Linked DNA regions of Homo sapiens: region 2 is linked to region 1. Evidence: chromatin contacts called from ENCODE Hi-C or POLR2A ChIA-PET data. All regions are on one chromosome and are shown on one strand. The core of a region is the stretch at or near the end of the contact, and the rest is flanking DNA. Distances in the headings are between cores, read along the strand shown.

Evidence for each region. A loop is a pair of places that touch in the nucleus more often than their neighbours do. ChIA-PET counts read pairs that join two places held with the same protein, here RNA polymerase II (POLR2A). Pooled maps may share reads with other maps.
Region 2: a loop to region 1 is called in a pooled map, with 5 times the contacts of the local background. The contact joins the promoter of ACOT6 here to the promoter of PTGR2 in region 1. A Hi-C loop is called at or near these places in 6 of 50 pooled maps. POLR2A ChIA-PET finds 5 or more read pairs at or near these places in 5 of 52 experiments (BJ, CD4-positive, alpha-beta T cell, CD4-positive, alpha-beta memory T cell and 2 more).

The regions. Positions count from the first base shown.
Region 1 is chr14:73,850,369-73,853,442 of GRCh38, reverse strand. It overlaps PTGR2 (prostaglandin reductase 2), which reads right to left and starts at 1,612. Exons shown (of 10, transcript NM_001146154.2): 1 at 1,500-1,612. RefSeq lists an enhancer at 1,817-1,866 and a silencer at 1,476-1,878.
Region 2 is chr14:73,610,894-73,613,967 of GRCh38, reverse strand. It overlaps ACOT6 (acyl-CoA thioesterase 6), which reads right to left and starts at 1,451. Exons shown (of 3, transcript NM_001365788.1): 1 at 936-1,451. The coding sequence starts at 1,396. It also overlaps a transcript of HEATR4 not described here. RefSeq lists a silencer at 1-115 and enhancers at 1,191-1,240, 774-1,273, 1,291-1,340.

The DNA of each region.
Region 1 (3,074 bases), core at 363-2,862:
GCTGAGGCTGGGGAATCGCTTTAAACCGGGAGGTGGAGGTTGCAGTGAGCCGAGATCACGCCATTGCACTCCAGCATGGGCGACAAGAGCGAAACTCCATCTCAAAAAAAAAGAAAAAAGAGAAGAAAAAAGAGGTACAGAAAGAGAATAATTCGCCCAGAGTCGCCCAACTTGTAATAACGCTAGAACCCATACTCCAACACGGCACCTGCTATTTCCATCACATGAGCTTCCTAATACCTTTTAATACCCTTATTTCGTGCGATTATTCTGCCACTAGCAACCCTGTTGACCACGCCTTGTTATAAAACGTATCTTTCTGGGCCCAGAGCCGTGGCTCACACCTGTAATTCCAGCACTTTGGGAGGCTGAGGTGGGAGGCTCACTTGAGGCCAGGAATTCGAGACCAGTCTGGCCAACATGGGAAAACCCCGCTCTACTAAAAATACAAAAATTAAGCGTGGTGGTGGGCGCCTATAGTCCCAGCTACACAGGAGGCTGAAGCTGGAGAACTGCCTGAACCCAGGAGACTGAGGCTGCAGTGAGCCGAGATCCAGCCAGGACACTCCAGCCTGGGCAACAGAGCGAGACTTTGTCTCAAAAAACAAACAAACAAACCACGTGTCTTTCTGGATCTCTCTGCCAGTCTTCTCCTCCCCTTCCGGTTTTCTGGTCTCCCCCTTCCCCTCCCGAAGTCTTGCATGTGGAGATTCCTATCTTGCTCTTCCCTTTCTCAGTGACCTCCCTGAGCCCTGTGGCTCCTCCTACCAACCACTTTATATGGAAATTAATAATAATTTGCGTCTCTAGCCCAGAATTTCAAACTAACTGCCCAGCTCGTCAGCGCTAAGAGGATAAGGACTCGTCTGCTTTGTTCAATGATGTGAATCCAGGCCGGGCGCGATGGCTCACGCCTGTAATCCCAGCACTCTGAGAGGCCGAGGCAGGCAGATCACGAGGTCAGGAGATCAAGACCATCCTGGCTAACACGGTGAAATCTCGTCTCTACCAAAAATACAAAAAATTATCCGGGCGCAGTAGTAATCCCAGCTACTCGGGAGGCTGAGGCAGGAGAATCGCTTGAACCCGAGAGATGGAGGCTGCAGTGAGCCGAGATCGCGCCACTGCACTCCAACCTGGGCGACAGACAGAGCGAGACTCCGTCACACACACAAAAAAATGTGAGTCCAATCCCCTATGCCCGGCGCATGGTACGTGCTCAACAAATCTGTGTTAAATGAAAGTTTCAGAGGCACCTCAAACACAATTACGTCAAAACCTCAGGTTGCTTTCCCCCAGTAATTCAAAAAAAACCCCAAAACCTGCTTCTGTTTCTCGAGCATTCCCTATCTCAGTGTTGCGGGCAATAACGCCAGTGTCCCCGGTAGCTCCGGGAGGACGCCTAGAAGTCACCCTGGTTGAGAGTCTTCTTCCTCACCGCTGGGGCCCGAAGCAGCTTCGGGAGCCACAGTCGCGGGAGCCGCTCGCGCGTCACTGACCCTGTGGAGCCCGGGTGAACGAAATCTCGCGTGATTTGCCGGAAAGAGGCTGTACTGCACGACCCCAGCTCGCCCCCAGGCCTCGGCCCTCTGACCGCAGTACGCAGGCGCGCGACTAGGCCCGGCTCCGCGCCCCCTCCCCTCCCAGGGGCGGGGTTTGGAAGCTTAGGGATTGGAAGTTTAGGATTCCTGGGCGCCCCACGTTTCCGGGAGAAGCAAGGGAAATGCGGAACGTCAGGGGAGAGTTACTAGTCTGGGCAAAGTGCATTAATAACTTAACTGAGATTGGTTCCTTGTGGCCGCCCCTACTGCCTTGACCCAAAGAGCAAATCTTGCAGCCTTGACCAGTGAGTTCACATTTAGCAGTCCGTGAAGAAGTTTTATTAGTTTTGTGGATTTCTCCCTGAACCTCGATTGGGAAATTATAGTGAGACAGGGACCGTCAAGCCTACTCCTTGTTTTATAGATGGGGAAACTGAGTCTCGGAGAGCTGATGTGATTGGACCACCTACCTTTCAGCTGGTTAGGGGCAGTGCTGGGATAAAACCCCTCTCTCCGGACCCTAATCCAGGGCCCCTTTGCGCCTCTTTTATTTCACGAAGAATACCAAATTCCTCCAAGATTACCAGTGTGGGCTGATTTCTCAATTTCATTCATCGTTAGTCGTCTCCTTTTGTGCTGGACTGGGTTGAGAGAAGTGTATACCTAGGACAGCTTCGGATCCCCAGGGACTTCAAACCCTAAGAAAGATCATCTGAATTAGGCAGGTATAAGAATTGCTTGTATTCATGTGGGAGCTAATAGCTCAGCACAAGTCATGCATGGAGTAGCTGAAAGATGACTAGGTTGGTGAGCAAGGGAATAGTGATCAAACAGGTTGGAGTTCCTGGTAGCTTTATGTCTGAATATTTTTGCTTCTTTGGGAAAGCTTCAGGAAGGACTAGGAGAATTACACTACTTTGCAAACATTTTCAGACAGGAGCTAATCTCTTTTATCTGTCATGGACAGGTAGACAGACCTTCAATGCCTTTTGTAATGACTTAAACCAAATGATGAAAAATAAAATGCTCAAATAGACAAAAAGTAGTAGTATAAAATAAAGGTAATCTAGAACTTGATTTAAAAGAAACACTTTCAAAATAGAAAAGAAGCCCTGCAATATTAAATTAGTTTTGGGGCTGGACGCAGTGGCTCACGCCTGTAATCTCAGACCTTTGGGAGGCAGAGGCAGGTGGATTGCTTGAGTCAGGAGTTCGAGACCAGCCTGGGCAACGTGGTGAAACCGCATTTCTTCAAAAAATAAAAAATAAAATGAAATTAGCTAGGTGTGGTGGTGCTTGCTGGTAGTCTCTCAGCTGCTCAGTAGGCTGCAGCGAGCCTTGATCACACCACTGCACTCCAGCCTGGGTGACAGACTGATACCTTGTCTCAAAAATTTTAAATATATGTATGTGTATTAATTAGTTTTAGCTCTCTTGATTCTAGGGTCTGTGAACTCCTTGTAACAAGTGTGATTTTTCTCGCCAAAATGAGTTCCCAAAAATTCAAGAGATGAGTAGAGGATTTATAGGTAC
Region 2 (3,074 bases), core at 202-2,701, 240 kb after region 1:
TCTGCCCACCTCAGCCTCCCAAAGTGCTGGGATTACAGGCCTGAGCCACTGTGCCCGGCTCATCATTTTTATATGGTAGAGGTTTAAGTCAGGAATTTAGTTAGAAGGGATTAATCAGGAGTCTTCTTTCTGGGCTACCTTTACCTAGCAAACATCCTGTGTTTACTTAGACTAGGGTTCCTCAACCTCAGTAGTACAGACATTTTCAGCAAGATAATTCTTTGTTCTGGTGGTTGTCCTGTGCATTGTGGAATGTTTAGCAGCATCTCTGGCCTCTGCCTGCTAGATGCCAATAGCACCTCTCCCTTCAGATATGACAACCACAAATGTCTCCAGATATTGCCAAATTTCCCCCAGGGAGGGCGGCTAATCATTGCAGGTTGAGAACCACGTACAGCATGTTTATGATAGAAGGGAGAGGACTGTCAGGCAGTTTTGTGTGTGTTTTTAAACAATTAAAGGGCATTGCCAATACTGTGGATTTTAGCTTCTTTGGAAGTTTGATGTGAAAGGAGGCAAAAATCCTTCTTGCACATCAGCTTAAGGTTTTGCCCATATCGTATTCAAACAAAACCACATGGCTGGCACATAGTGGCTCTCAATAAATATATAATAAGTTGAATGCACTATTCAGCACATAGCTAAAGTGGTGGTGCCTCCAGGGAGGGACGTGAAACTTAAAAAGGAAAGACTGGAGTAGCTACTCAGGAGGCTGAGGCGAGAGGACTTGAGCCCAGGAGTTCGAGGCTGCAGTGTGAGCTACGATCCAGCCACGGCACTCCAGCCTGGGCAACAGCGGACGCCCAGACTCAGAATCCATGACAGACTCTGGAGCGAAGGAACAAGTTCAGGGATGTTCCACAATCACGCGATTCCCAGGACAGGAAAGGGGCCGGTGGGGGTCGCAGAGCTCGACCAAATTCTGGGCAGACTACTCATCCGGCGGCAGGAAGAGCGCGGCGCGCACCGGGCCCGCGCGCACCGGCTCGCGCCGCACCCCCGGCCGGAGAAAGTCGCGCTTGTTCTGCGCCAGGCACAGCAGCCGCCCGGGCTCGGTGTCGTGGCCGTCCAGCACTTCCAGCTCCACGGCGAAGGGCGTCCGCACGTCGCGCTTCACCAGCCGCACCAAGGCTTTCTCGGGCTCCAACGCCCACAGCAGCCCCATGGGCTGGAGCCCCGCGAAGCTGCCTCCCAGCGCGGGCGCGCGCTCCAGGTCCAGCTCGTCGCGGGCGTCGGCACGGTAGCGCGCGTGGGCCCGGAAGAGCGCGCCCTCTTCGTCGCGCAGGGACGTGCGCAGCGTGACTGGCTGCTCCGGGGCCAGGCCGCGCACTGCGATGCGCAGCGGCTCGTCCCAGCAGCAGCGGCCCGCGGGCTCCAGGATCAGCGTCGCTGCCATCCCAATCTGGGTAGAACAGGGGCGACCCAGCTCCGCGGAGTCAGTGGGCGGGCCTGGCGGCTTTGCCGAGCGCTGGAAAGTAGTCGAGGGCGGAGCCCTTAACACTACTCCCATTGGTTGGACTTGGGGACAGGCTCCAGGCCGCTGCGTGGGGCGCCTAGAATTTGTGCAAATACACCAGTGTCCCAAATGAAAGAGTATCTGCTGAAATAAGAGTTAATGACCAATCCGGCCGGGGGCGGTGGATCACGCCTGTGATCCTAGAACTTTGGGAGGCCGAGGTGGGTGGATCACACCTGAGGTTAGGAGTTCAAGACCAGCCTGACCAACAGAGTGAAACCTCATCTCTACTGAAAATACAAAATAGCCAGGTGTGGTGGCGCATGCCTGTAATCCCGGCTACTTGGGAGGCTGAGGCAGAAGAATTGCTTGAACCCAGGAGGCAGAGGTTGCATTGAGCCAAGATTGCACCATTGTACTCCAGCCTAGGCAACAAGGGCAAAACTCCGTCTAAAAAAAAAAAAAAAGAGTTAATGACTATTCCTGCAATCCAATGTGGTGAGTGTCGAAATAGAGGCACAAAAACCACTGAGAGCTAAAGGATTGAGAGAGATACAGTCCAAGAATCTAGATTTTGAAAAAGCATCCCAGGTGATTGTACTCAGGTGACCCCTTGGAGAAACATGGTCGTAATCCGTCCTTTACCCCTCAGTCCCTTACCAAGCCTTTTTTCCAGGGCTAATGGTACCTGGAGCAAAGCAGATGTTTAGGGAGGCAGACCTAGCCGAGTTCTGGTCTGACCCTGATCCTTAATATTAATACCTGGTGATCTTTAGCAAGAAACATAACCCTCTAAATTCAGTTTTCTTATCTGAAAAGGCTTATTGTGACCATTAAATGGGCTAATGTGTAAAAACACTACACTGACACACCTGTAGGTTAGTACCCAGTGAAAGTTTTGTTTTGTTTCTTACCTCACAAATCTAATCACTGGCAGAGTCCATTTTGGGTTGTATGCATACAGAGTTCTGGCAGTAAGCAAGTGGCACTCTCAGCCTGTGTAATTGAGGAGAGTTTTATAAAGGTACTATCTACAAAGGCATGGGCAAGATTTAAAAACAAAAACAATGAAACAAGATTCGGTGTAGAACCCTGAATCTGAAGGTTCAAGGGAAGGGGGCAGTCTGATAGGAGTTGTACCTTTTTTAGAAGGAACCTATGGTTTGTGGCAGGAAGGAGGAGACTATAAGTCCCTTGACTCTCCTCTTGTTTTTCAGTATCTTGCTAATGCCTCTCTTTGGCCAAACCCAACCACACAGCTCAACCTAGCTGGGAACATAGCAGGGTGGAGAAGGAAGAAGAGCATATAGTGATGCCCAGCTCAGTAAACATGTATAAACTGAACAAAAAGGTATTAGACTCTATGAAGCAAGTTCACTGTATGCTGGTTACCAACTTGTCTGAGTCCAGTGAGAAAACACATTCATATATTTAATACAACAATTTACATGAACTGGATTTATTACTTACAGATAGGCAGCAAAGAATGACAGAAGCCTAAGAATCATTGGAAACCAGTCCCCCAAGGCTCAGGAATGCTGCCTGGGTGATGGAATCTCATGTGTGTGTGCCCCACTTGCACTGCAGCTGCCCTGAGTTTTGTACTCTGGGGTCATGT